3 separate regions of the Mus musculus genome follow, and regions 1 and 2 are each linked to region 3. Evidence: chromatin loops called from intact Hi-C (ENCODE). Cell type or tissue: heart. All regions are shown on one strand. Each heading gives the region's core, and the rest is flanking DNA. Links, peaks and the distances in the headings are about the cores only.

Region 1 (10,447 bases), core at 1,417-9,416, 890 kb after region 3:
GTTTTATGGATTTAAAAAAAGAATTGATTTTTTTATAAATCAGTGATTTAATAAGTTTTAAACATTATAAAAATCACTTTTTTCTCATAGAGAAAATTTTAACAGTACCTACTATGAAAGAATCTAATACTAGATAAGAGAACATAAGAGAAGTTGCAGTATGCTCATGTAGCTTCTGGGTTTTAGGTAAAAGGTTAAAATCATATTAAATATGTCCTACAAAATCTTCGACTTACACTGTTCTGCCTCCAAGATGTGCTAGGGCAATGGTGGCACAGAACTTAGGAGAGCAGCCAGCCAATGTTTGCTTTAAGTTGTGGCCCAGGCCTGAGAGAGAGCTCACGTAATTAATTGCATAATTAAAATTAAACAATTTATTTTTAGTAAATATTTCTTTATTTATATTTCAAATGTTATCCCCTTTCCTGGTTTCCCCTCCGAAAACCCCCTATCCCATACCCCCTAACCCTGCTCACCAACTTACCGATTTTTGCTTCCTGGCCCTGGCATTCCCCTACACTGGGGCATAGAACCTTCACAGGACCAAGGGCCTCTCCGCCCATTGATGACTAACTAGGCCATCCTCTGGTACATATGCAGTTGGAGCCATGAGTCCCACCATGTGTTTTCTTTGATTTATGGTTTAGTCCAAGGGAGCTCTGGGGGTACTGGTTACTTCATATTGTTGTTCCTCCTATGGGGCTGCATCGCAAAATCAAATGAAACTCAAGAAGAAGGAAGACCAAAGTAAGGATATTTCGATCTTTCTTAGAAGGGGGAACAAAATACCCATGGAAGGAGTTTCAGAGATAAAGTGTGGAGTAGCGACTGAAGGAATGACCATCCATAGACTGCCCCACCTGGAGATCCATCCCATATGGAAACTTTCTTCTTAATCACAAGGCAGACCCAACTGAGAAATGGACAAATGGGCTGGGGTCATAGCTCAGACAGTAAAATATTTACCAAACAACTGTAAGAATGTGATGCAGTCCCTAGGACTTATGTAAAAAGCCAGGTGTGGCGACCTGTGCTCATAATACCACTGTTGGAGAGGCAGAGACAGACCAAATATCTCTGTGAATCACTGGCAGTCAGCTAACCTTGTCTACTTGGATAGCATCAAGATGGCCAGGTTCCCTCTTTCAAAAACAACCAAACAAACAAACAAAAAAGCTGAGACTAACGTCCACCTTAAACGTGCACACACATGTTTGCACACACACGCACACATGTACACTTGCAAACTCATAATCATAGGCCTGCACAGAAATACACAAACAATAGGAAAATAGCTTTTATTTTGAAAGAAATAGGCAAAGAACTTGAATAGGTATTTTTCTAATGAAGACAGATGGCCAATACCCTCATGATCGCTCACAGCATTTTCCACTTGGGAAATTCATTGCTGTGACGTATATCAGAATTCCATTCCTTCGTACAACTAAATAATACTCCATTATACACACATACCATATTTCATCATGTTTGTTGGTAAAGATTGAGTTGTCTTAAGCTTTTGCTGCAATGGACGGTGGCATACAGGTCTTACATATTGATGCATAATTAAGTCAGTTTTAAATGCCTTTACATACCTATTAGTAAAGTTGTTACATAAAATGGTATTTTGTTGAGGTTTTGGAGGAAATACAAACTGCTTTTCACAGAGTCATTATTGTACATTTCCATGAATAATTGATAATAATTCCAACTTCACAGGGCATTTCCTATACATTCACCACACCCATTTTAGTAAATACGAAGTGTATGTTTCTATAGGTTTACTTGTATTTCACCAATGACTCCATCCATTAATCTCATTGTATTTTCTCGGTGATGCAAACCTCACCTCTCCTCATTTGCTTTTATTAGTCTTAGCTGTCTGCTCTCACGTATCCTTATATTCAATATTCTAACAGACAAAAACATTCTTCAGATAAAGAAATGTTTCACCATAAATATTAGATTATTTTGACTTTTGACTTGACAAATGATTCTCTTTCATGCACATTGGCACAATGAAATGCATGAAAGTTCATAAAATTGATATATTCCCTTAACACTTTAGTGTTGTGATATCTTCAGGAATATCTTCTACAGCTTGGGTGCCATCTATGACTAAGTGAAAGAGATAAAGTAGAGGGTAGTTTACTCCCACAGAATTGTTGAAGAAACCCTCATGGGGTAGAGCTACAGGAACGGAGGCATCCCCTATTAAAGGAACTCAAAACGTTAGAAGCTGGGTTAGGAGATGCTAAAAGCAGAGCGAAAGCAAATACAAAGGTCCTGAACAAAAGACTGAACCTGGTACTTTAAATGTTAGTAAGGTAGTGTGGATGCACAGAAGAGTCAGAGAGAGAACTGTCCTCAGAGTAGTTGGGATGCAGAGTAAAATTATAGGTTTGGGTGAATGCATAAATTTATACGTAGGCTAAATTGTCATAAAAATGCATACAAAAATTTAAGTATAAAGACTTCATGATATTATTAACATTTTTAAGATACAAATTTTGCTTTTCGATGGAAACATACGACACGAAATAATACAGAGGCATGTAGGACCTAAATAAGAAACAGTGATGGATTAGGGAGATTGGGAGAGGAAAGTGGATTTATGTTGGAGGGATAATTAGCAACACTTGCAAACAGGACAGGTTTGCTAGGTATGCATGAGACAGAATTGCGACAGGTACTCGCGTTTGCGTTGGTGCCGGTGCTTTTCTTTCTTTTTTTTTTTTTCAGAGTTTATAAGATATTTTTTAATACCCAGAAACTAATATCGATGATCACAAAACCCTTTGAGGCAAGAGCTTTTATCTTAGCTTTATAAATGCGACTTTATAAATTTTCATGACTTTCTCAGGATCATTGGGCAGATTTTACAATTCGTTACACGCAGTCCAGGATATCTTTTTTTTTTTAACTAGGTATTTTCCTCATTTACATTTCCAATGCTATCCCAAAAGTCCCCCACACGCTCTCTCACCCGCTCCCCCACCCACCCACTCCCATTTCTTGGCCCTGGCGTTCCCCTGTACTGAGGCATATAAAGTTTGCAAGACCAATGGGCCTCTCTTCCCAATGATGGCTGACTAGGCCATCTTCTGATACACATGCAGCTAGAGACAAGAGCTCAGGGGTACTGGTTAGTTCATATTGTTGTTCCACCTATAGGGTTGCAGATCCCTTCAGCTCCTTGGGTACTTTCTCTACCTCCTCCATTGGGGGCCCTGTGTTCCATCCAATAGCTGACTGTGAGCATCCACTTCTGTGTTTGCTAGGCCCCAGCATAGCCTCACAAGAGACAGCTATATCAGGGTCCTTTCAGCAAAATCTTGCTAGTGTATGCCATGGTGTCAGCGTTTGGAGGCTGATTATGGGATGGATCCCCAGATGGACCATCTAGAGACTGCCTGTGCTTTTCAATGAGATGGAAAATACTGAAGAACTCCAATCTGAGGAAAGCATTTAATGTTGAATAGGTAATTTACTGTGGAATCAATGTAAATTGACTAAACATTCCTGTTAAAACATATCTTGTATCGAGTTAAAAGAAATGCTAGAACGTTGAAATTACCAAGGTATAGTAATGTGTCTCTGCCATCATCAGCACTCAGAAAGCCAGTGTATGCTATCCTCCCATACACACAGACAAAAAAAAAAGCAAAAAGATGAAACTAACAAACTCAAAGAAAGTAAAAAATAGATACTGAGATGTGGGGAAGGCATTCCTAGCATATAATTTTATAATCTTTAAGTTTTATCAATGTCATGATTTTGTTGCCATGATAAAAGCACAATGACCAAAGCAACTTATAAAAGAAAGAGTTTATTTTGACCTAGCACTGAGAAGGAAAATCAGTAATGGGAGAGAAAGGCGCCACAGTGCTCAACAAAAGCATGAGGCCTAGAGGGCAACAGAAAAGCGAAAGCTGGACAGCAATGTGGAAATGGAACAAGGAAGGCTAGTTACTCTCAAAGACCTCCCCAGTAAAGCTCTTCCTGCAGTGAGTTTCTTGTCCTGAAACTTCCATGGCGTCCCCCAAAAGCACCAGCAATGGGGACAAAGTGTTAAATATATAAGCCTATGGGGAGAAATCTTCTATTCATGTTACTATATTTGATAAGAAACATTTCATTTACTTGGAAGGATGATAAGGGAGAACATGTTTCCTTGAGGAAGAGTATAAGCTTTATATTTTATATATGCCATCACATACATATATATATGGAGAGAGAGAGAGAGAGAGAGAGAGAGAGAGATGTGTGGGTGTGTGTCTGTATTGCACATGCTCAAGATTTCCTTAAGACAATTATATTTTTTCTTGTCCACATTTGACTTGTGAATGTCTATTTGCAAAACAATACTATATTCAAATCCTAAATTGCATGAATTATAGTGTTAAGTCTCAGATCAGAAATTAAAAGCTATATATGGGTGTGTGACCTAAGTAAATGATGATTTGTTCAAAAGAAAAAATATTATTCAATAATGGGCATGTTCAAGATTACTGTTATTATACTGACTTGGTTTGTGTTTCTGGAGAAAGAAACCACATAAAATGCACAGTTCACTACTGCCCTCTGCTGCACACAGGGCAGAGGAGAGAACTCGGAAGAGTGGCCAGAGAGCTATAGTATTGTGTCCTGACAACACACTCAGGTAGGATCCTGTTTAGTGACCACACTAACTGATCCTGGGTAAAACACACTTACTGAATTTCACTGCAAAAATAGTGTTTCAATCAGATTCATAGTGTGTCTAAAACACCCTCATAACTCAGGAGAAAAGATAGCTAAAATCCAAACAAAATGCTCATGCTGGACAGATCTCCGTGAATGAGTTACTTTTTCATAGACATGGTCTGAAGCCAGAGGGAAGCATCTCATTATTAAGGGGTCAGTGGAGTTCCTCTTTGATGTTTAGTGAATTATTATGAGAAGAACATCCAGAGAACAAAACGTTCCAATGGCAAGTCAATGATAAAATCTTACAGAGGCAGACCAGAGTAAGGCAAATTTGCCTTTTAGAAACTAGGAAGGATTTTCGTTGTTTTGTTTTCAGTTTTGTTTTGGTTTGTGTGGAAGGCTTCCAGCTGAGAGAGAACACTATGTGCCTCCTACCAACAGAAGGCTTGTTACAATGGAAGCAACCCTTAAACCGCATTCTGCCAAACATGCAAACATTCGTCAGCAAACAGGAAGAAGTCACCCAACCTAGTCATGCAAGCTGGCTGTCTTCTCAGGCCTCAAAACTCTCAAGTGCTCACGATGATCTTTTAGCTGACTCAAACAACTTTCTATCGGCTGCTGAACAACAAGTCATTTCGGGCTGGAGTGGAAGGGAAAGGCGAAGAGGCAAACCAAGTAACATAGAGACCATATAACATCACACCATAAAGACAGAAATAGTCTCTTTACGTGGACAAAATAATGTTAGAGCATCTAGTAAAACTAAATATTGTTTAAGTATTATTTAACTCCTGGTTTCCTTTCAGTTCCTAAATGGCTCCCAGTTAACAACATCTCTGGTGCATCTCTAAACAATTTCTTTGTGGGGCTCTGACTTATCTCGTGGTCACCAGTGTAGGACCACTGAATCCTATATGAAAGGTAATTTTGAAGCTGATAAGGCATATTTTGAACGGCAAAATCAGCAAAGCTTTGTTTTGGCAAGTAAAACGATAGAGCATGGGCAAACAGAGCTTTAATGCCACACCAGTTTTCATTTAACTGTTGTTTATCCATATACCAAATTTGCAAAGTTATCCACTGTGCACTTGCCTGTTCAATTGAAACTGCCTCAATGTTTGCAATTTTAGATATTTCCCTTTAAATATTAATGTCCTATTAGACAAATGGCTTGAACATATTTTCATGCATCATGTTGGTTTCCTTTATAAGGTCTACAAGTTGAATTCAAGGCATACTCAGCCTATACACACCACACACACACACACACACACACACACACACACACACACATTTTTTAAAAAAATATCTGGAAATCAAAGCAAAAATAAGCTATACCTTTACATGTAGTAGGATGACTGATATTTAAAGTCAAATTGTACTAACTCAGAAATGTATACTTTACGGAGTCCTATTTAGTTGTTTTGTTTTGCATTGCCTATGCTTTGGGAAATAATATTGGTAAAATCATGCCAAGACCAGTTGTACAGTTGTGCCAGTGTTTTCTTCTAGAATGTTTGTGGTTTCCAGCCCTATAATTAAATCTTCATCCATTTTTTGTTAGCTTGTGTGTATTATATAATCTAATGGTTCAGTTTCATTGTTTTGTATATGAGCTTCATTAGTTTGACAGCTTGCCATTTTCTTATTTTGTATTCCTGGCATCCTTGTTCAGAATTAGTAGATTGTATTTATGGATTTATCTCTGGATGCTTTACTGTGTCCCATGGCTTTATACATCTCTTTTTGTGCCAGTTCCATGTTGTTCTGATCACTGAAACTCTACGATACATGAGAAATTTCTCAAACTCAGTCACCATGAGGAAAAAATAAGAAGCTAAGGCCAGGAGACTGGCTTAGCAGGAAAACACTTGCTTCCTAAATGTAATGACACCTGAATCTGTATTTCAAGCACCCATAAAACACCTGATGGTATGTGTCCCTTTCTTGTACTTCCAGGGCTCAGAAGGGAGATACATACAAGGAAATACCAGAGAAAATTTACAAGCTAAATTAGCACCAAGCTCATATTAGCAGCTCTGTGTTCAACTAAGAAAGCCTGACTCAAGCCTGAACAAGGTGGATATCTAACAAAGAAGACTCCTGATGTCCACCCTGAGTCTCAATATGCACATGGACATACAAGGATACATAATTGTACACATATGTACTCCCACACATACAAGCATAATATACCCAATATGCCACATATACATATGTACATAAAAAGGAAAGAAAACACAGATTAAATCTATGATGAAATATTATTCTACACTTCTTAAGATGACCATAATCTAAAAGTCAAATTGTTATGAATATTGAAAAGAGAATAGCAGAAGGGAACCTCTTGTCCACTGTTGATGGGACTGGTATCTTTTCAATTGATGGAAAAGATGTGGAAGTTCCTCAGAAGGCCTGAAAATAGAAATACCACTTGATTTATCAATTCCAATTCTTTAGCTATATCCAAAGGAATTGGAATTCATACCTCAAAAACATAGCTATGTGCATCATAGCATTATTTGCAATTATCAATACAGAAAATATCTGTGTGCACTAGAAGATGAATTATATAATGAAAAATATACAGATATGTGCAAATGTGATAATTAATGCCTTGTATTAATTATTCATATATTATAGATATATTCATGTATTATAGAATATTCATGTATTAAAGATAAAGAAACTATGATTATATGCACATGCACACATTCATTATATTGCTGGGCAGCCTTAAAAAAATCTTGCTACATATGAGTACTCCAGTGGATATTTTGCTATGTAAAATAAGCAAGATGCATAAACTAATTTTACATCATTTCATGTGTGAAATCTAAAGTTAAACTCTTAAAAATGAAGTAGACAACTGTTGTTGGAGGTTGTACAATAGAAGAAATGAAGACCACAAACTTCTGAGAAAGGACCAAATATGAGACATGGCCAACAGTACTAACTGGTATTGTGTTATATACCTGAAACAGCTTCAAAGGTTCAGCCCATTATCATCAAGGCAGGAACATGGCAGCATCCAGGCAGGCATGGTGCAGGAGGAGCTGAGAGTTCTACATATTCATACTGAAGTACTTCATACTTAGTACTGAAGACTGGCTTCCAGGCAGCTAGGATGAGGGTCATAAAGTCTAAACCCACAGTGACACACTTACTCCAACAGGGCCACACCTCCTAATAGTGCCACTCTCTTGCCCAAGCATACACAAACCATCACAACGTGTATAATTTATAGTTTTCAATGATACCTCAGCAAAGCTAAGGGAAAGAAAAAGATGAAAATTCAGGTCTGGAATTACAATGCCACTACACTGGATTGTTACTTTATGCCTGTAAGGCAACTGCCTAAATTGGCCAGAGACAGAGATGCCTCTGAGGTTTAAAACATGATAATATCTGTGTTGATACCTCCTTTTGAATATTCACTTGATTTTTGAGAGGCAGTAGTTTAAAATTGCCTTTACTGCAACTTAAGATTTTTTTTTCCTAAAAGATAGAAAGATTGATGACTGATAAGTGTTGAGGTACATTGAGTCCACAATGATGTCTATATCACCAACATGATGTAAGAGATTACAAGGTATATGATGGACACTGTGAACAACAGTTGAAAGCTTAGGATGTTTCTGTAAAGTAACCAGTAAGAAAAATGAAACTGAGAAGCTAAGCACCAAGCACAATGTATCTATGAATACTGCCTTGAAAAGTAAGGCAAAATTCAAGACATATGTGATTGGTTATAGAAAACTTGTGAGAATTTGGATTAGTAGACTCCAAAGGAACAATCTTTACTATGGCAGAGTCATTGAAGAAATTCTACAGAAAGCTGTTCTGGAACAGAACAGCAAAGGCATAGCTACAATGAAGAGGGAATTTATTAAAATAAGGACTGCTCTCATCTCCTCCTTAGAAAGATGATCATCATAGGGACAAAATGTACATCTCTACTCTAACTTTCTAGCATGATATGACAAAGTTCCACTTCAAGGACATTGATTGACATAAAACTGAAAGCATCAAATTGTACTTTGGCATTAATTTATACTTTGATGTGTATTTCATGTATGCAGTGGGTATATTTCTATCCAATCCACACTTCATTCCTTTCCAATCAAGGCTTGCTCTACCCCTTCTACCCACCACCACTGTCTTAGTCAGGGTTTCTATTCCTGCACAAACATCATGACCAAGAAGCAAGTTGGGGAGGAAAGGGTTTATTCGGCTTACATTTCCATACTGCTGTTGATCACCAAAGGATGCAGGACTGGAACTCAAGCAGGTCAGAAAGCAGGAGCTGATGCAGAGGCCATGGAGGGATGTTCTTTACTGGCTTGCCTCCCCTGGCTTGCTCAGCCTGCTCTCTTATAGAACGCAAGACTACCAGCCCAGAGATGGTCCCACCCACAAGGGGCCTTTCCCCCTTGATCACTAATTGAGAAAATGCCTTAGAGTTGGATCTCATGGAGGCATTTCCTCAACTGAAGCTCTTTTCTCTGTGATAACCCCAGCTGTGTCAAGTTGACACAAAACTAGCCAGTACAATTGACCCCTTGTCAACTTGACACACAAACACATCACTAGTAAGCCTCAACCCTTACATTCTTATTCATCCCCAAGATCCAAATAACTTTAAAAGTCCCACAGTCTTTACATATTCTTAAAATTTCAATCTCTTTAAAATATCCATCTCTTTTAAAATCCAAAGTCTTTTTACAATTAAAAGTCTCTTAACTGTGGGCTCCACTAAAACAGCTTCTTCCTTCAAGAGGGAAAATATCAGGGCACAGTCACAATCAAAAGCAAAAGTCAATCTCCAACCGTCCAATGTCTGGGATCCAACTTACGATCTTCTGGGCTCCTCCAAGGGCTTGGGTCACTTCTCCAGCAATGCCCTTTGTAGCACACGCGTCATCCTCTAGGCTCCAGATGCCTGTACTCCACTGCTGCTGCTGCTCTTGGTGGTCATCTCATGGTACTGGCATCTCCAAAACACTGCATGACCCCTTCAGTCCTGGGCCATCAATTGCAACTGAGGCTGCACTTTCACCAATGGCCTTCCATGGCCTCTCACAGTGCCAAGCCTCAGCTGCTCTGCTCAACTCCTTCATGCCTTCAAAACCAGTACCACCTGGGTGACCCTTACACATTACCAAGTCCAGCCACAGCACAAGGTACAACTTTGGCTATATCTGGAACACAGCCACTGTGCTCTCAGAAAACACTTCCCAGAAGATGTCACCTCAATGATGCTGGTCTCTTCTTAATCACCGCTAATTTCTTAGCTCCAGCTAACCAGCATCAATAGTCCCAGTAATGCAAAGTTTTTGCTTTAGTAGTTCTGGTATCTTGTTAATCACAGCTGATTCTTCAGCTCCAGCTAACCAGAACTACAGAATCTTCACAATCAAAACAGCAATGGCCCTGAAAAGAGTCTTTAATTTTCCCTCTGAAATTTCACAAACCAGACCTCCATCTTCTGCAGTGTTCTCAACGTTGTCTTCCAAGCTCCTACACAACATCCGACAGAGCTCTTAACAACGGATGGATCTTCAAGCCCAAAGTTCCAAAGTCCTTCCACAGTCCTCCCCAAAACATGGTCAGGTTGTCACAGGAATACCCCACTCTGCTGGTACCAATTTGTCTTAGTCAGGGTTTCTATTCCTGCACAAACATCATGACCAAGAAGCAAGTTGGGGAGGAAAGGGTTTATTCGGCTTACATTTCCATACTGCTGTTGATCACC
Region 2 (10,447 bases), core at 1,004-9,003, 720 kb after region 3:
TTGCCTTGCAGATGCTTTGCAATTTTATGAGGTCCCATTTGCCGATTCTCGATCTTACAGCACAAACCATTGCTGTTCTATTCAGGAATTTTTCCCCTGTACTCATATCTTCAAGGGTTTTCCCTACTTTCTCCTCTATAAGTTTCAGTGTCTCTGGTTTTATGTGGAGTTCCTTCATCCACTTAGATTTGACCTTAGTACAAGGAGATAGGAATGGATCAAATCGCATTCTTCTACATGATAACTGCCAGTTGTGCCAGCACCATTTGTTGAAAATGCTGTCTTTTTTCCACTGGATGGTTTTTGTTCCCTTGTCAAAGATCAAGTGACCATAGGTGTGTGGGTTCATTTCTGGGTCTTCAATTCTATTCCATTGGTCTACTTGTCTGTCACTATACCAGTACCATGCAGTTTTTATCACAATTGCTCTGTAGTATAGCTTTAGGTCAGGCATGGTGATTCCACCAGAGGTTCTTTTATCCTTGAGAAGAGTTTTTGCTATCCTAGGTTTTTTGTTATTCCAGATGAATTTGCAGATTGTCCTTTCTAATTCAGCAGACACTGGCAAGGATGTGGAGAATGAGGAACACTCCTCCATTGTTGGTGGGATTGCAAGCTTGTACAACCACTCTGGAAATCAGTCTGGCTGTTCCTCAGAAAATTGGACATAGTACTACCAGAGGATCCAGCAATACTTCTCCTGGGCATATATCCAGAAGATGTTCCAACCGGTAATAAGGACACATGCTCCACTATGTTCATAGCAGCCTTATTTATAATAGCCAGAAACTGGAAAGAACCCAGATGCCCCTCAACAGAGGAATGGATACAGAAAATGTGGTACATCTACACAATGGAGTACTACTCAGCTATTAAAAAGAACGAATTTATGAAATTCCTAGGCAAATGGATGGACCTGGAGGGCATCATCCTGAGTGAGGTAACCCAATCACAAAAGAACTCACACAATATGTACTCACTGATAAGTGGATATTAGCCCAGAAACTTAGTATACCCAAGATATAAGATACAATTTGCAAAACACATGAAACTCAAGAAGACCAAAGACCAAAGTGTGGACACTTTGCCCCTTCTTAGAATTGGGAACAAAACACCCATGGAAGGAGTTACAGAGACAAAGTTTGGAGCTGTGATGAAAGGATGGACCATCTAGAGACTGCCATATCCGGGGATCCATCCCATAATCAGCTTCCAAATGCTGACACCATTGCATACACTAGCAAGATTTTGCTGAAAAGACCCAGATAGAGATGTCTCTTGTGAAACTATGCCGAGGCCTAGCAAACACAGAAGTGGATGCTCACAATCAGCTATTGGATGGATCACAAGGCCCCCAATGGAGGAGCTAGAGAAAGTAACCATGGAGCTAAAGGGATCTGCAACCCTATAGGTGGAACAACATTATGAACTAACCAGTACCCCGGAGCTCTTGACTCTAGCTGCATATGTATCAAAAGATGGCCTAGTCGGCCATCACTGGAAAGAGAGGCCCATTGGACACCAAACTTTATATGCCCCAGTACAGGGGAACGCCAGGGCCAAAAAGGGGGAGTGGGTGGGTAGGGGAGAGTGGGTGGGTATGGGGGACATTTGGGATAGCATTGAAAATGTAAACAAGGAAAATACCTAATTAAAAAAAAAATAATGACCAAAAAAAAAGAAAAAAAAAGTGTATGCTAAGGATGAGCCACACCACTAATTTCCAAAGATTTCTTTGGAAATCTCATTCAATATATTTTGATAATAGTCAACATAGTTGTACAATGTAAATCATCCATACTTTTTTATTGATAATATCCAACCTCTACCCCAACTTTTTCTTTAGGAAGTGTGATTTCTATAAGGTACAGTGTATGTTTGTATAAGGAATACGATTGGAACATGCCGGATGTAAAGGGGAGACATAGTAGTGGACAGTACTACTCTTTCACATAGCTTGTGAGATTGATGTGAGAGGAAAACGATGCCTTTTTACATTGCATCACCTATTGGAAGCAAAGACAGCCAAGGTAGAAAAGCATAAGTCAAAATTATCAAAATGTACAGTGAGAAAGATGAATTAAGAAATGTCCCTGAAGTCAATTCACAAAGATGTCAGCTCAACTACAGAAGCGCAGATTATTTAGGATAGATAGATCCTTTTTTATTAAGCTATCATTGTAGGAAAACAAAAACAGGTTTAAGATCAAAAAACTAATTGTAACAGCAACACCTGAGCTAGTCTCTCCTTGTGATTCCCAATCAGGTAAGTGTGCTGCTGATGTCAACTTATAGGTGGGAACAGGGACACATGGAGAGTTTAAGAAAGCTTTGCTCCCAACTTTCCAGTATGAGGATACAGAGTTTGGATTTGAACCCAGGCAACCTGAATCCTGACTTAGGCCTTTTTGCTTTAATACCAAAAGGAGAAGGGTAGGAAGGCATGGTTGTCAGCAATTATATTTTTTATACCTTGCCTCTCAATGTTTTATTATTGAAGTACTTATTGCGTTATTACCAGAGCATTTTAATCTGACAAGCAAGTGTAAGAGCCAAAGTGGTCTCTTCTGGTGTCTTTTCGTCTTAAACATTTAAGGTTAATGAGTGTTTATTAACTATGCACCAAAAATACTGGATCTGCTTTCTAGTGGCCATGAAAACTTATACATAATATTATTATTTACCATTTGATAAGATACACTGCTACTGATCTCCATTATGCATGATCAAACTTTTTTTTAACATTCCAAGGTTCCTAGAAAGTGGTACTCACAGAGACGGTAGACAAAGAACTAATACAATGTTTAAAAATAAAAATCTCAGGGCAAATGCTTCCCAGAAATTTAATAGCCAGATGTTTATCCCTAACTCAATCCTAAAATGGTCTGACTTTTATCTAACCTCCTACAAAGATTTTTTTAGTGTAGAACATGAAAGTCAAGGTTAGTTTGGAAATATACTTTTTTGTATGCTAATACAATGTTGTTTTAATTTTTATTAATCATTTTATTTATTTATATTTCAAATGACATACCCCTGCCCTGTGATATCCTTTACAACTCCCAATCTCCCCCTCTCCCCCTCCCCTTTGCCTATATGAGGGTGCTCCTCCACCCACTTACCCACTCCTATCTCACCCCTATAACATACCCTTACTCTGGGGCATCAAACATCCACAGGATCAAGGAGCACCCCTCCCATTGATATCAGATAAGGCAATCCTCTGTTGCATATATATCTGGAGCCATTTCCATGTATACTCTTGTTGATTGTTTTGTCTCTGAGAGCTCTGAGTGGTCCAGTTAGTTGATATTGTTCTTCTTATAAGGTTACAATCCCCTTCAGCTCCTCCATTCCTTCCCCTAGCTCTTCCATTGGGGTTCCTGGGCTCAGTTCAATGGTTGGCTCTGAGTGTTTGCATCTGTATTGGTCAGGTGTTCCCTCTCGGGGAACAGCTATACTGGACTCAGCAAGCGCTTCTTGTCATCAACAATAGTATGTGGGTTTGGTGTCTGCAGAAAGGAATGGATCCCTAGGTGGGGTGGTCTCTAGAAGACCTTCTCTTCAGTCTCTGTTCCAGTATTTTGTCCCTGTCTTTCGTTTAGACAGGAACATTTCTGGGTTAAACATTTTGAGATGAGTGGGTGGCCCTATCTCCCAACAGGTTCTATCTCCTCTTTGTTGTGTATATCGGCTAAAGTCAGCTCTTTTGGGTCCTGTGAGCCTCTTGTTTCTCTGGTATCTGAGACTTTCTAGTGGCTACCCCCAGGTCCCCATCCCTAACTACTACATATTTCTATATAGTATTATAAACAGAAAACTAACAATTGAGTATAGAGAAAAATAAATTGGACAGATGACAATTTATTTGCTTTACATTTTATTGTATAAAATGATAAAGGAAAAATGAATCAGACAAAAAAGGGATCAAGTGCCAGTGATTTCATACTGCTTAACTTATTAGTGATGACAATATTTAGTGAGGCAAATGGTGAATGATGTCTGTAATGCACTATTGCTAGCTGAACATTCATATATGTGGTTCGTGTGAATGTACGTATTCTTGGTCCGTGCATGCGCCTATGTGTGTTTGTGGGTGCATCTGCACATATATGTGTGTGCTTCTACAGACCACAGGCATCTTCTTCCAGAAGTCTTTGTTTTATTTTTCAAGAAATGGTCAAGAAATGGTCCTCATTGACTCTGTAGCTCACTGATTGGGTTACACTAGCTGCTCAGTGGACTCCAAGGCTCCTCATGGCTCTGCCTCTCTAGAACTGAGGCTGCTGATACAAGTTACCCTGCCTGTCTTTTTATGTGGATGCTGGTGATCCAAAGTCAGGTCTTTCTGCTTGCACAGTAAGCTCTTTAATAACTAAGCTATCTCCAAAATTATAGTTTATTTTGTTTTATAAGAATTTTGAAGATAATGGCCTAGTGTCTATCTGTATTTATGTACATAAATGTGTGTGCGTGTGTGCGTGTGTGTGTGTGTGGGTGAATTCTTCCTCAGACCAACACTAACTGTGACAGGAGGTGTTTGCACTCCTGATTCTGTGTTGGTATATGACCAGGAGGTAAACACTCTGGTTATGCATATGAGATGTAGAAGTGACAGGACTTAATCAAAATGTGACATTTCAATTTTCTGTTCCTCCTTCGAGGTTTTATTGGAGACTACCAATCATGTTCTTTTGTAACCCATGAGTATTCAGCCAGGAAATTTTCAATAAAGGATTGCATTGAGGGCAGTAATATTTTTTCTTATATGGAAGACATCTGTGAAAACCAGAGATTTCTTGACTTAAATAAACAAAAATATTTTACAAATTACAAAGTCAGACTCCCTTGAGAGAGAATAAATGATTTGTGAAAAGCCTTGAACATTTTTCTAGAACAAAGAGAATTCTGAAAAGGGTGCATTTGTTATGATACAAAGTTATAACATGTAGATTAGACTTATGTTATTTATACACTGTTTACATATGAGAATTTTAATTTTATCTGATTATATGTTGAGTTTTTAAACACCCCGATATGATGGTTACTAAAACTACAAAAGAATGGACCTATCTTTCCTGAAATTATGAATAAGACGGCATATTCATCATAACAGATATGGTATTCTTTTCTTCTCTAGCTATAGGTGATGATCAAAACAATAAAACACATTTTTGCTGTGTTATCTGAATGATTCTGTGTTGTGCTGTCTTTAGGAATGACCTGAGTGTAAATGAACAGATTGCAGGTGACCCAGGAAGAAACGGACGTTCAGTTTGAAGTCCCAAATCTTAATGTGCATTGTGCCCTCTGCTGGTGGATAAACACCTGAGCCAAGAAGTATTCATGGATGAGGAAAAAAATTATCCTCAGTATTCCATAACTATACACAGCAGGAAACTAGGCAAAGGTAATAAATACTTATTTATATTCCAAGTTACAATTCATGGAATCAATATTTACTCATGAATACAAATTCCTCATCAATACATTTACAAAATCAAGGTATATGATCTATATTAAATTCTTAAGATTAACTTGAAGACACAATGTAAAACAAAAACAAACAAAACCCTACTTGCCTATACTTGTTTCTTACATGGAGACAAAACAGAAGTATAGCAAACTAACCTTAGAAAAGATGTTTGATCAATTAAGATATAATCGTGAAAGCATTTGACCCAGTAGGAGGTGTTATAAGACATTGGACTGGTAGTGAGACACAGGTGAATGTCATGCAGCTTCAACTAAGGCTTGCGTGAAAGCTTCATGTATCTCATTCCCACAGAGAGTCTATTTTTGATGCCCTTTCAAAAATAGTTTAAGTCAATATTAAGAAAGTGAATGCTTTTGTAGGAAAATTGACGAGGCTGCAACATCTTCGTTCACTGCAGGCACAGGGCAGGGGCAATTCAGGTACATGTCAAGGACCACAAAGAGGGAGAACACAGCCTTCTATACCCTGTGTCATTAAGGGCCACAGAGAAGGAGAACACAGCCTTTTGTGCCTAGTAGAGGAAAAGGCTAACTTTATTCTCTTTAAAGTAATTACAGAAGTTATTGTTGATCACGAAGCGTGCACTGAAGCCAGGAAAGGAAGGGATAGGATTAGTCATCTATGTTATCCTAAAATGACAGATCTTATTGAAGTATCTGTCTCTCCAGTGAGCAGATATGACCATTGTTTCAATTGTTCAAGAAACTTCCAGTCACCTCTTGGCAGGGGAAAAGCTAGAGAAACATAGAGCAAAACCATAAGAGGAAACAGCACACTAGACTCCATTCTGACCACAAATCCCTGGATATGACTACCGGTGACGTGAGTGAATGAGACCTTTGCCAATAGAAACAAGTTCAGGGTGACAGAAGAGAGACCACAGGTTTAGCTTAAGGGAGTATTAGCAAGTGTGAACCCCTCACTCAGCCAATGTCCACTCTTTCTGATAGTGAAGAAACTAAGTTGATTGAATTTTGTTTGTTTTTAAAAAGAAGAAATGAATAAAAAGAAGCTGTGATTTCTATCTTTCTGAAACCTAGGGGAGGATGGGAGATAACTGTACACCATGTAATATAGGTGTATGTGTGTGTGCATGTGTGCATGTGTGTGTGTCTGAGAGAGAAGGGAAGAGGGATGGAGAGAATAGACAGGAGCATGGTGATATGCCCTTGTATATAAGCAGAAGGAATATTAATGATTATTTGGCAACGTGTTTGTCAGTAAATTTGAGGACATCTTTTCCATTTCTGTAAAAAGAAGACATTGTAGCTAATTGTGAAGTAAATCTTTGATAAGTCTATAACTCCATGCATCTGACTATTCAGATTGTCTTACGTCTAGAAAGAACGTTTTAAGGAAAGGGCCAGAAAATCTGTAGAGTTTGTGGAGTGCTCTGAATTAGTAAAGTTTCTTGTAAGGGACTTTCATGAAAAAAAAAAGGGGGGGGGTGGGTCTGGTTTGCATGTGAAGATCTTTATCTAAGGTTAGCACCTACTGCATCAGTGATCAGACACCAGATAACTAAGAGAAATGTTTTCACTGGAGGGATTTCTTGGGAGTTTACAAAGCCTTAAATAGGGGTTTGAAGGAGGGGAAGAGTTCAGATTGAGGGGATTAGGGTGGGTATGGCTGGCATGGGAAATGACGTAGCTTAGAATGGGAGGGTTGGCAGGTCTTCTGAGACTGTTGCAGTTCTGAAAAACTTTGATAAGTTTCTGAGGAAAGGCATACACAAAGTAATACAATGCCATTATTCTGTTTGTAATGAATGTTAAGTAAGCTATGGCAGGCATTTGGGAAATGTAAATAGGGGTTTAAATATGACTTTGCATGAAAGGACAGCGTGCCCAGATGTAAGGGCATAGAAGGTGAGGAGACTACAAGTTATATGAGCGTGTACCACAAGGTAGGAAAGCACTGCAAATACAAATGGCAAGATGCTACTTGTGTAAGATTCTCTGACAAGCTTAGAGTTTGGGGAATTATGCCATGGTAACTCAGGGCTTGGAACCAGTTCATGGTGCAGTTGGGGTAAAGCAGACAGAGCACAGAAGCTGTATTTCAAGGTGGATATACTAGAAACTGGCTCTTCCTGTAGCCATAGATTGATTACTAGGTTGGCAAATGAAACACAGGAAGAATAGATAAAGACAAAAAGAGACATGAGTAGAAATGCTTAGCAAATCAGAGCAGACAGATTTACTTTTGCCAAGTTGTAGAGAAAACCATCCCCTTTGGGTTGCAGGAGTATAAAAGAAGTGACATGGACCTGATATGTATGTACATGGCTTTGGGCATCTTGGTATCTAAGTTGCAACATAAATGTCTAAGAAAGTATTCCTTTGAGATGTTACATTTGATGAAGAGGGAGTGGGAAGTAGAGGAAATGAATAAGAGTTCACAAGGACTGAATGATATCAGTGCAAGGTATTTGAATTATTAAATAGTAGTGAGTTTAAATTTGGTAGACTATACAGTTCTATTTGCTTTTGTCATCAGTCATTAGATAACCCAACTGAAAGATTAAATAAACGATAGCCCAAAATAGTAAATGTATATTTCAGCACAACTGATTATTTTTATGAGCCAAAACAAACCACTTCTCTTTAATATAAATTTGTTACTTTGAAAACTTTCAAATAAAAACCCATATTTTAAGAGGAGCTTTCTCAGATATCTTGTCACAGTGACAATGCAATCAACTCCTGCAGACCCTTTCTGAGCTTCCTATTGAGGTCCACTGCCCAATGCCAGCATCAAGTACATATGATATCAGTGACTTTATGTGTTGTAGATTGTCCTGATGCTGCCTGAATTCTGATGTTAATTCTGGGTCCTCAAGAGGGGTGGTCTCATGGGAACCTTCTCCCCATTGGAAGCAAGGCTTGGAGGAGGACCCTTTAAAGTTAATCAATCACAGGGAAACAGCTACAAGACCTTACAGAAGCACAACTGAGCTTTATGAGCACTTTGATTGCTCTGCCCACCTTCCTAAACCATCCAGCACACCTAAACACTCAAGTGTGTGGAGCTAGAGTTCAGCAGCTCCTAGACTAGAGTGAAGCAAACAGACGATGTATCAATTACTCTTTTTACCAAAATTAAAATTCATACCACTCCACGTAAGAGTTATACAGTTAACTAATGTTATCATAATTTGATGACTCTTGAGGAATCTACAGAGTGCAGGAGGAAGAAGAGAAGGAGGAAGAGGAGGAAGAGGAGGAAGAGGAGGAGGAGGAGGAGGAGGAGGAGGGAGATGGGAAGATCGAGCCTAGGACATTAACGAGGCTGAGTTAGATGAGAGCATTTCTAGGGAGGATGGAAGGAGAAAAAAAAGACATACCTACCAAGAGTCTGGGTGGTTCCATTCCATGGTCTAGAATTCTGTACTGAATCACAAAGACAAAATGAGAAGGTATCTGAGCATTGATGACCCCTCTTGTACTTTCTTATTCCAAAGTTGTGAGCAAGCTCCTGATGGCATGGCTTCCCCCACCATTGAGAAGAAGAGAGGAAGAGTAAAGCTCATAAACAAGTAATAATAATAATTAATAATAATAAGACTATTGACTGTTACCCATGTCTGGGTACTGTACCTCCCTTGATCAGGTCTCTCCATTCTCACATAAATAACAGGTCACATGACATAAATCTCACAGGCTTATGTCATCACAGCAAGTTCATGGATTCCAACAATAACATGATGGAAGGTTAATGTCTTACCAACACATACTTCTTGAATAATATATAAACACAGAGCTATAGAATGTGCAGAGAAAGGCATGTAAGGACTGTGGTGTAGTGCAGGGTGAGTCGTGCCTTTCATTGCGAGCCCAACTGACTATAACTCACACACATCAGGCTTGCCTACAGCTACACTACACTTCTTTCCTTTGGAAATTAAACACGAACTAGACTGAGCCAAAGCATAATACATTTCTATTGTTTTACATCTTACCTCATTCTTACACAAGCATGGAATATTTGCCAAATATCAATTGGCATACACTGCTAAATAATATAATTATTCCAGGAAGCTAGCTAATCGTTAAGGTATTTTTGATTAGCTTGAATGGAAATGTTTATTGATTTCTTTAAAATGACACATACATTTTCTTTGACAGATACCACACACGGATGAAGTTATTAAATGATGTTATTTGTTCCCTATGAAGGGAGACAGGTGTTAAATTTGGTGTCTGGCTTTTGGCTTTCTGTTCTGAACACATACATTTGTATCAAAGGAGAGGAAGATAATGATGAGTACATTTTTTTTCAGTTTGGTTTTAGTCAAAGCAAGTCTTTGTGTTTTTTTTTATATAGTGTATCATAAAACTATATTTTAATCTGCACATTCTTACAGTTCATAATATTTTAATCTAGTAACTCTATTACAAGGAAAATTAAAATGCATTTTTAAAAATGAAAGGAGGTTTGATTTTGATAACAAACCCTTTTATGGTAAACAATTAAAATGAACAAACAAGAAGAACAAGGAAGGATCAAACCAAATCCTATCACACCTCCCTGACATCAACGAAAATGGTAAAGCTTATCTTGCCTATGCAAACTTTGTTATGGGGATTTTATGGAGTGAACCCTGACCTTTACAATCCATATGTTGAAACCTTGCCTTTAGGGAAGTAGGGAGTTAAACGAGGTTAAAGGAGAAGATGCTCATTTGACAGGAGGAGAAAAGACAGATCTCCTTGCACGTGCACAGAAAGAGGCCAAGTGAGGATACAGCTCTCCAAGATGTGTTTAAGGCTCTGTGCTCCATCTTAGGGGGCCTGGTACGGAGGTCTCTCACCTGGATTTCCACATCTCAAATCTGATTCTGTTCATTATGGGTGCACTGTGCTGAGTCATGAGCACCTTCTACTTGGAAAAGTGAGTAGAAAGAGAAGGGCCAGAACAGATAAATGTTTACAAATGAAAGTGGAAATT
Region 3 (10,447 bases), core at 1,410-9,409:
TTCTCTTCAGGGTTACAGATTCCTTTAAGAACAGATAAAACCTTACATGCTCCTGAATGCACACAGCATCTAAGATATTATACCTAATTGTAGGGATTCTCATGTATCTTAAAGCCCAGCTGTGTAGTTCATGAATAACTGGGTTTCTTAGTCTTATTGCTAAGTACTACTGAAGACTTCCAGTGTCCGCCTTGTTCTATCGGCTACTCTTCCTTTTCCTTAACGTTCACCTATCACACTAGGCCCACAAAGCCATTTTATGGTTTTTTTTTTTTTTTTGACTTTCTTAATAGTTGTGTTGAGTCATTAAGTATTTAAACCTCCTACAACTCTCCTGTAGTCAGGGGCAGTGGCACACACTTGTAATTTTAGCATAGGGGAGACTGAGGTAGGAGGATAATGAGTCCACTCTGAGCTATAATTCTGAGTTTCAGGACAGCTGTCTGTATAAATAGTAGGTCTTGTTTCGAAAAGACAACAAAAACCACTCAAAGCATAAAAAACTTCTATTAAGGGAGGCTTTCAGGGTTTGTGAAAGGAAAGAGGCACAACGAGTTGTCCATGCTTGCCTCCCAGCTTCCTTAGTGACTTGAAGTGAGCTCTGTCATCCGCTCCATGCCACTTCTTACTGTTAGTGACTTTGAAGAATTCCTAGGTATTATATAGTTTCATAGCAAATACATTGCTGTTCTTAAAGGAAAAGGTTTTTTTGAAGTTCAATCCTACTATTATGAAGACAAGTAGAATCCAGGAGTGGCTTATTTGTACTGTTGGCTGTCTAGTCTGTATTGTGATTTAGTCTTTTATATGGTAGTCTTTCAGTGTTGTTTTAAAGTCAGGAGTGAGAAGAGCACACTAGGCTCCATTTTGTCTTGTCAGTCTCTTAACCTAAGGGCTGGGTTGCCACCTTTCTTTCCCCCGAGTCCCATCCCTTCTCCCATTTGTTCATTCTTGAAGAAACAATCTTATTTTTCTTCACTGTCTGCTTCCTCTCACCCACATCTGATGTGTTTTTTGAGCAAGCTTCACCATATCATGTGTTTTTTATGAATTGGCAGAGGCCTGTTGGGATTTAGAGTTTGTCTGCAAGAGCACAGCACTCCCATTAGGAGATGAGGTTAGCAGTAGTGTCCAGATGTCACCTTTGAAATTAGTAGTCCTTGGTGATTGCTACCTCAGCCCACAGGTAGGCGCTGAGAGCCTCCTTCTGGTAGTCTGCGTCCGCCTGCTCATGAGAATACGTTCATAGCAGTTTATGTTTCTGAAATCTTACAGAATGGCTTCCTTTGGGTGGAAGAGGAGAATTGGCGAGAAGGTATCCAAGGCCACGTCCCAGCAGTTTGAAGCAGAAGCAGCTGATGAGAAGGATGCAGCTGAGAACGAGGATGGGAACTGGCTTCAGGCCAGCAAACGGAGGAAGGAAACCCTGCAGGAGGGCTGTAAACAGAGGAGCCAACAGCTGAAGGATGAAGGGGCTCAGCTGGCTGAAAACAAACGGTGTGCTTTTGAGATTTTAAAAAAGATTTTCTTTACTTTATGTGTGAGTGCTCTATCTGCGTGTATGCCTGCATGCCAGAAGAGGGCATCAGGTGGTTGTGAGCCACCATGTGGTTGTTGGGAGTTGGACTCTCAGACAGTGCTCTTAACTGCTGAGCTATCTCTCCAGCCCCAGAATTTTTTTCTTTTCTTTTTTCTTTTTGTAAGTGGAGGACAGTTTACTTTTTCTGGTTCACGATCTCTAATGGAATCAACTGTTGTCTTAGGTAGGGTTTCTGTTGCTGTGATGAAACGCCATGACCAAAAGCAACTTTGGAAGGAATGCGCTTATTTCTTCCAGGTAGCAGTCCATCATTGAACAAAGTCAGAGCAGCCACTCCATGCAGGAACCTGGAGGCAGGAGCTGAAGCAGACAACATACCATCGAGAGTGCTGCTTACTGGCTTGCTCCTCCTGGTTTGCCCAGCCTGCTCTCTTGTTTCATCAACCTAGGGGTGGCACCACACATAGTGATCTGGGCCCTTCCACATCAAACATCAGTCAAGAAAATATGTTCCACAGGCTCGCCCACTGGCCAGTCTGGTGGATATGTGTTCTCAATTGAGGTTTCCTCTTTGAAAACTACTGTCGAATCAAGTTGATATAAAACTAGTCAGCACAGATTCATGTTTTAAATATCTGATTTCATTTGTCAAAAAGACACTTGCAAAACTGCCATTTTGTAATAGTTCTATTACAATCTATACAGTGCTTTATTATACTCTCTGATGTTCGTCTAGGGAGGTGACATTGTCACTCACTGTCCTCTCACTTTCTCATTGGGTTTTCTTCTGTTTGCGACAGTCTTGCTGTGTAGCCTAGCTGAGCTCCCTGCCCTCCCCGCCTTAGTCTGTGTAGTGCTAGGATTACAGAGCCATGCTGCTGTACCACTTACCGTTGATTCTTAAGTACTTTTGTAAATGTGGTGGGTACACAGGAACTTGAAAATAGCATCTTTTATTCATAGCCCTTCCCTAGCTAAATTTCTACAAATGTGCCTGTTTCTTCCTTTATTTCCCCTTGATTTCCTATTTCCTTTCCCTTTACCCTGCTTAGATCTTTCAATGGGAATGAAATGTCTTCACAAGTCAGTGGAGAACAGAGAAATGTTTCGTAGCTGGAAAACAAGATTAGAGGACAATAAAAATGGACCTTAATTAATTAATTACTTAATTAATGGTGACTGTAAGAGACAGTCTCTTGAAAACCGGCTCCTACAACCCAGTTTGTCCTCCACCTTTTGGCCCTCCTGTCTTTACCTCCCAGGTATGAGGATTACAGGTGTGAGCCACTGAGTCTAGCTTTATCTGGTGCAGCAGTGCTGGTCAAGCCCTTTCCTAAGCAAGCTACATCCCTAGCCTAGTAAAGTCTTTAAGTATGGAATATACGTTAATAGAAGAATTCTCGAGTAGGAAAGATTTTTTATTTTTTTGTCTTTTCAGTGTTTGAGACAAGGTGCCGAGGTCTTATGGAGCTCAGGCTGTTGGGACTTGTGATCTTGGTTGTCCCTCCTGAGCACTGTGGTCATTGGCAGGTGCCACCATCCACTATTCTAGTGCAACTTTTTACATTGACAGATGTCCTGTCTGTATTAAAGTTGATGTATTCTGTATGCCTAGACTAAACCTTTTATTATAATGTACTAACTATACATACTAATGGGTTTCATTGGCTTTATTGTCCTATGTGTATATAGTGTATATAATGTATTGTGAGCTGCCTCTCTTTCCTCCCCCCCTTTGCTGATCCCCTTGGTCTCTGTGCTCTTGATGACCCAGTGAATTTCATTAGGGTTTCCATGGGTGCATGGGGTGGATGGCTATAGGCACATGGGTTATTTTAGTGGCTATGTTACTAAAGAAAATGTCTTTACCTCTTCTAGCAAGCATTAGTTACTTATAGATCCTTATGGAAGGTAACTTTTTTTTGTTTGCTTTGAGACAGGGCTTCGTTGTATATATATATAGCTTGAGCTGCCCTAGAACATGCCCTCAAACTCATTGAGATCTGCCTGCCTCTGTCCCAAGAGCTGGGTGAAAAGTGTGTGCCACCAAGCTTAGCTTTTTGTTTTAGGGACTGGGTTGCACATGGCCAGGATGATCTCCAGCTCAGGTCAGTTCTCTTTCTTCAGTCTGTTGAGTGTTGGGAATCTAGGCATGAGTGCCTTACTAACATCAGCTAAGATCGTAATAGTGTAATGCTAGTGTGTGTATTGTTGTTTGTGGTGTTTTAGGCATAAAGGGTTTTCTCTTGGGGCTGGAGAGATGGCTCAGTGGTTAAGAGCACTGACTGCTCTTTCAGAGGTCCTGAGTTCAATTCCCAGCAACCACATGGTGGCCCACAACCACCTGTAATGGGATCCAATGCCCTCTTCTGGTGTGTCTGAAGACAGCTACAGTGTACTCATATACATAAAATAAATTTTTTTAAAAATTTTTTTTATAAAAGGATTTCTCTTGGAGAATTTTGCAGATTGTGTTTTACAAGAAACCAATGTTAAGTTTTTCATTTATGAGATTACTTTTAAAATATCTACTGAACCGTCTTTAGAGCTCTCAGTCAGCTCCTGTTACAGGTCACGAACACTGTTGCGTTGCCTTTTCTCAGACCTGCACAAGTGTGATGAGGAAAAGGCCACCGGTTCCTGCCAGGACAGTCCCTTAGGATGCTCTGTGGTCAAGGAAAGATAACAACGTCAGAGATAAACAAAATAGCTCATGGTTTCTGCCTATGTTTTAAACCCCTGAGTCATGTCACTAAAATCAGCTAGCTCAGAGGCTTACTTTAGGATCATGAAGTTTTTTCTTTTCTGTTAGCATTTGTTTCAGAATAATGTATACATAGCTTTTGGAAAGTAAACAGAATTAAAGGGATTTAGTAGAATTAAGTAATTTGGCTATTTAAAACCAAACAAACGTAGAATTAGTGGTTTGAAAAATGCCTGAAGATATTGAATGTAATTGAATTACATTGAATGATATGCAATGTAAGGAGCAGCAGTGAAATTGAAGTGAGAAGCAGCCACACAACCCAGCTTCTCCCTGTCAGTCACCTTTATCCTTAGCATGTCCTTGAGCTAAACTGGCCTTTCTTTTCCCCAACAGTATGTGTATACGTGTACATGTTTGTGTGTGGCTGTGCATGCATATTTGTCTGTGTGAGTGTGGAACCAGACTTACTCAACAAGCATTTTCCCGACTGAGCTGTCTCCTGGCCTCTCATCCCTGTAATTCTTTTATAATTGTGTGACGACCTTGTCCAGTGTGTTTTCCTGCCCTTCAGATTTCTGCACACCAGTTGTTCTTCGCTCTCTCTGGTAGGCAGGCTGCTGGGCAGCAGCACTCTGAGGCCCGCCCGCCCGCTGGCCCACCTGCCCTCCCTTCCTCCCTCCCTCTCTTCCTTCCTTCTTTCTTTTCCCCTTCACAGCCGCTTGTTTTTCCTTTTTGTATTTCTGCTGTCTTCAAGTCACTTTACATACTAAGTTACTTGTTTTTATGTCCCTGTGAGTTTCTCTTGTTTTTTAAATTCATATTTCCTCACTGAGCTTTATTGAGCATGTAGAATTGTTTGAACACATTAATATAGTCTTGTCCAAATAGGCTACTGTCATCTCTCCCCCAGAGAAGTCTTCATTCTTTGATACAGTCTTCTACTGCTTGTTTGATGGTGGCAAGACTGCCTTAGACTTATTTTGCCACTTGAATTTTCTCTTCATAGTATTAATGATTCTTCATGACAAAAGGCTTCCTTCTGTGTCCAGCCCTAAGGATGCCTGATGCTTTTTAGATGGGCAGTTGACTATAATGGTTACGAGTGTGGACTTTGAAGTAATTTTACCTCCGTTCAGATCTTACCGTAATTATCATTTCTCTCTGTATAAATTTTGGGCAGGTCATTAACTTCTCTACCAGTTTCAGGTTTCCTCATATATAAGTGACGACATACATCTTAAAGATTGTTGAAAGATTTCAGAACAAGTTACATTGCATAAAAATAAATGTGTGTGAGATATTATGTATTAGGATTTTTATGGTATTGGTTTATTATAATGCTAAGCTTTTTAGAAGTTACTTTCTCCAATTTTTTTTTTTTAGACTTATTTCTAACTCGGATTTGTCTTCCTAAGGTAAAGGGTATAATCGCTCCCAGCATTTTAAAATTGGTATGCAGTTTCAACCACTAGATGGTGACACTTGCATAGCTAGACAAGTGGCTTTGTTATTGTGGCATGGGTTTGTGTGAGTGTGAAGGCCAAGTGTAACTGGAATTTATCATGAAGGTTAGTTAGGAAAGTATACCAGCCAAAGTGAACTTGTATATGTTTTCCCCGTGTGATGCACATCCTCTGACTCCAAGCTTCAGGGCATTTGAAGTCAATGGCTTTGCCTCACGTCTCACAAGAGTGGATGCAGTCAGTGTAGTGCGTGGATTCCTTACTCTCATGTCCTTGGAATGTCCCGTATCTGTAGATTATTTGTCTTTGAGCTGTTATAATGAATACCAAATTCTCATGAAAGCTCTCCCCCCTTCACTTATGCACTGGACTCATCCCTTCTTACTTCTCAGGAACATGTTCCCTAATTATCTCCTGGTGACTGTCTGTGTTGCCCGTTCCTCCCACGAGTCCCTTCTTAGCTTGCTGGCATGCCTGATACCGTGTTGTCCTACCATCTGAACCCCAGCTCTGTCAGTGTCTCTTCGCACCTCCTTGGATGCATAAAAAGCATCAAACTTACCAAGTAGAACATGTGAGTGTTTACCCAGGGATCTGCTGCTTTCCCAGATAAGTGAAAGGCACTGCCATTTCCCTAGTTACTTCAGCCTCAAACCATGAGTCAGCTCGCTGGCTTACTCACCTTCTCGGAGCTGTTCTGCCCCACTTGCTTATAAGTCACTGCCTGTCTGATAGCTCCCTCTGTTTCTGTAGCCATGCAGTTCTGGTTGTTACTATTGTAATAGACTAGTGAGACCCCATTTGTAATGCTGGTAGAAAGGCTCTTACCCCTTGACATTGACCAGATGAGACTTGGTGAAATTCTGGAGCGAGTGGTGAGGGTTAAGGCTGTGTGCAACAAGCTCTGACTTGTGGGAGAACAGCACGTAGGAAAGAGCCTGGGGACCACCCCTCACCCAAGCCCCCGATCATGGTCTGCTTCCGAGACACACTGATTTCATCGCTATCACTGAGAAGTTTCTCATGATAACGGTCCTCTAAGTTCATTTGCATAGCTGTTGGCCGCATCCCATAGGCCTGTATTTTCCTTCTCCCCTTTGCCCCGACCCTGTCTTGTTTACTTGAGATCCCAGTAGGGTTAGCCAGGAAGCTCTCACCTCCGGCTCTGTTGTCCACATAACCACTGGACATCATTTCTAGATGCCTTTCTTTCACTCCTCAGGCCCAGCCCAAGTGGGGTTTCTTATACCATATATACGCTTTTATCCACTCTCAGTTTTCACTGCAGTTATCCTGGTCTTATTGGGAGATACCTTATCCCTGGTTTCTTAAGAAACCTGAATTGGTCTCATTGTATGTGGTTTATATCCTGATAGCTTATTCTGCTCCCTTGACTGGACATCTTTTCGAAATGTAGTCACGTCAGTGTTAATAAAGCTATGAATTCTTCACCACGACTACATTAGATGAACACCTCTAACCCTAGCCTGGTAGGTTTTCTGTGGCCATGATTTGGCCTACTTCTCTAATATAATTACTTCCTTTCTCCTTATACTGTAATCGTACTGGTTTGACTTTCTATGTTCTGAACATGAAGTGCTTAGTCTTGCCTTGGGCTCTTGCCTTTGTCTGCAATGGACTTTCTTCAAATTTTCATGTTTGTCCTGTCTTGTCGTTCAGGTCTCAGGCTATATACATTCCTTGGAAGAATCTCCTGTTTGCCTATCACCCATTTTGAGAAGATACTTGGTCATTACATGTCACATCCCTCTTTAAACCATGGAATTTACATTGGAATCTTTTTCTCATGCCCTTTTCCCCAAAAAGTACTTTAGAAAGTTCTAGAAGAATAGTAGAGACCTTCTTTATCCTCGCCCAGAAAAAGTGACCTATAAATATTTATTAAATATGCCATTAACTAAATAGCTCACTGAATTGTAGTAAATTAGAAATACAGTCGGGAGCAAAGTAACTAAGCATTGTGCCCTTTCGTCTGGTGAGTGAGCATGTTATCAAACTTACTGGGCTTGGTCACCAGCTGTTCTTTGTCTCACTGTTGGGCATTATCTCACCCTGCCCTGTGTAATCCCTGAGCTATTCACCTTGCTTCCTTCCTTGTGCTAGTTTAGTTCCATGTTGTTAAGGCTGCCTTTAAACTGGCTGAATCAGACTTTGGTCATTTATTAACCACAGTGACTTTAAACCAAGTTTTTATCTTTTACTGTTTCCTATCCAACAGCTGTAACAGGGCTGTGTCTTTTCAGTCTGTTCCAGACTGAAGTTGAATTAGGAGATAGACTGCAGGAATTGGGAGAGACCACAGACTGACTTATTGGGTGCCAAGCATCCTGTGAGCCCCAGATGGAGGAACTAAGTGGGGCCATTGTTGAGCGGTGGGAAGGATCAGCTATGAAATGAACAAGGGCGTGAACGAGAGCCAGAGGGGGTGGGGCAGCTCAGGGATCTGTTAGGACTGAAGCTCTTCATTGCTTGCTTCACCTTAACTGTTGGAAAACAGTTCCTTTGCTCTTTAAATGTTTGTATATTTAGGCAAGAAAGGTCTTACCTGGAAGCATTGATTGAATTTTCAAAATAGAAGTGGTGGTGAGAAGCCGTTCTTTTCTTTTTGCTTTACTTTTGTGTTCCATACAAATCTGTAGGTGTGTTTGTACATGTGTGCGTGTCTCTGTGTGTATGCATGCATATCTGCCTAATGCAAAGAGGAAATAGAAAGAGTTATAGTCACTGTCCTGGTGAATTTCCTAGTTTATCTTGTTCTTTGTCTATGGGCAGCTTTGTTGGGTGGTGAGATGGTAAGTCCTCGTCCTTTGCAGCACTGGGGCAGTGACGTTTTGAGCAGTGTAACCTTTTGACAGCTGTTTTCCTCATGGGCTCTTAACATCCCTGACCCCGTGTGGCCCCTGCCACTAATTCCTTAAACACATGTGGTGACAGTTGAAAAAGACCTCTGTGAATTTCCATAAATGATACATGCTGCATTGTAATAACTGCTTCTAGTTTTTTTAGGCAGATAAGAACATGTGAAGTTAAGAGGACATTTGGCTAACACAGTAAACTTGCATCAGTAGCTAGGCCAGGCAGAGACTGGTGACCAAACCATTGCTTGTGTTTGAAAGTAAATGTTTTGTAGTGACAGAGCCATGCTTATCTGCTTCCGTCGTGACTGTGGCTGATGTGTGACACGATGGTAGAGCTAAGTACTTGTGACAGAGGCCATCCTGCTCACAAAGTCTAAAATACTCACTGGATTGGCTAACAACATGCCATCCTTTGCTCTAGAGACCAGAACCCTTCAAGGTAAACATCTCAGAGCTAAGACCTCTCTGCTGTACCTGGAATCTTTGTCCTTCGCCTCTCCTCTCCTCTTTCCCCCCTCCCCCACCCTTCTCTTTTCTCTGTTCTTTCTCTCCCTACTCACAATCTTCTGTCTTAGGAGTTTTATAATACTGGTTACTGAAATGATGAGATGGACTAAAGTAAGAATGGTGACTGCTTCTTGTGTTTCAGGGAAGAGCTTGTTTTTACAATCCCAACACACCACGTGTGTTCCCTCTTAGCATTTCTTCTATGCTTCTCTCTGTTTTCAGAAGTCTTATGGAGCAGGTAGGACAAATGGAGTGGATAGAAACTGTGATATTAGTGTCTTTTAAGTGCTCAGACATTTTCCATTTTCTGTGGGCTTAAAAGAATTAACACACACACACACACACACACACACACACACACTATGGGCCTAAAAGAATTAACACACATACATACAAAAAATCCAAACACCTGCTCAGGCCAGCTGTCATGGCTGTCATGGCATAGTCAGGTAGATTTCTGAGTTCAAGGCCAGCTGGTGTACAATAGTGAGTTCTAAGCAGCCAGGCTGCAGAGTGAGACCCTGTTGCAAAACAACCCCTCCCCCCCCCAAAAAAAAACCAAAAAACAAAAACCTACTCTGATTTCCGAGTTCAGAAAAAAGTACCCAGAAGGACTAGAGGAAAATTAAGTAAGACATTGTTGAGGTCATTGTAGAAGGCACTGCGGCCTTGGAAGAGCTGGGTTACACACTGTACTATCTTGGGAGGATTACTGCCACCAAGTTTGGGACTGGTCCTGTGGCTTCTCTCAGCTTTTGCTTTGTAAAAGGGGAGCAAGTCATACCACGTTTATAGGACTTTGAGTCAACTCTCTCCCTTTCAAAGCGCCATAGAACAGAATATACATTAAAAAGATAAAAAACATAATATTCCTAAAAATGAAAGAGTTACTCTGAGGTCAGTCAAGTGGTATCATGGCTAGTGTGTGGTACCATCAGCAAAGGACAGCAGCAGGAAGAACAGTGTTTTAATTTATTAGAGAACATCTTTATGGATCAAAAGATGACAAGGTGGAAAAGACAGTCCTGATGTTGGGTGTGTTTTCACTAGGAGCTCTGTTCAAACAAAGGCATTGTAAGTGGCTGGGCTCAGGGTAAAAAGCCAGCTGAAGAGTGCAGAGGTGCGCTGAGCAATGCAGACAAAAGATTGGCAGACACGCAAGTGCTAACTTGAATTTGCTACCACTGCATTAGAAAATTTACTGCTATAGTATTTGTAAGGAAATTGTGAATGGAAGGATTATTGTGAATTCCAAAGAAGGAATAGACTTTGCAGTTCCCAGCTTTTTCTGTTGTCAGTAGTTACACTGGGAACATTGTTTAGAGAGGCTTGGAAGCACTCACAGTCTACC

Evidence for each region. Hi-C counts contacts between places; a loop is a spot of excess contacts. Peaks named below come from ENCODE experiments on the same cell type or tissue, not always from the same donor. Only the 100,000 strongest peaks of a DNase experiment are listed, where the experiment ranks them.
Region 1: a loop joins it to region 3, with 7 times the contacts of the local background. A loop is called at or near these places in 13 of 42 quality-filtered maps.
Region 2: a loop joins it to region 3, with 6 times the contacts of the local background. A loop is called at or near these places in 4 of 42 quality-filtered maps.

Annotation. Positions count from the first base shown.
Region 1 is chr15:6,076,325-6,086,771 of GRCm38, forward strand. No RefSeq gene overlaps it. Among named protein-coding and RNA genes, the nearest start is that of Gm41259, 37 kb to the left of the region's middle. In heart, for the core only: a CTCF peak has its summit at 4,595 (motif pointing left); a DNase peak (open chromatin) is centred at 5,187.
Region 2 is chr15:5,910,156-5,920,602 of GRCm38, forward strand. No RefSeq gene overlaps it. Among named protein-coding and RNA genes, the nearest start is that of Gm41259, 130 kb to the right of the region's middle. In heart, for the core only: a CTCF peak has its summit at 5,318 (motif pointing left); no DNase peak of the experiment used is centred there.
Region 3 is chr15:5,188,307-5,198,753 of GRCm38, forward strand. It overlaps Ttc33 (tetratricopeptide repeat domain 33), which reads left to right. Exons shown (of 5, transcript NM_026213.3): 2 at 1,276-1,497. The coding sequence starts at 1,277. Among named protein-coding and RNA genes, the nearest start is that of Ttc33, 8.0 kb to the left of the region's middle. In heart, for the core only: CTCF peaks have their summits at 1,570 (motif pointing right) and 5,723 (motif pointing right); DNase peaks (open chromatin) are centred at 8,095 and 8,585; H3K27ac peaks cover 355 bases.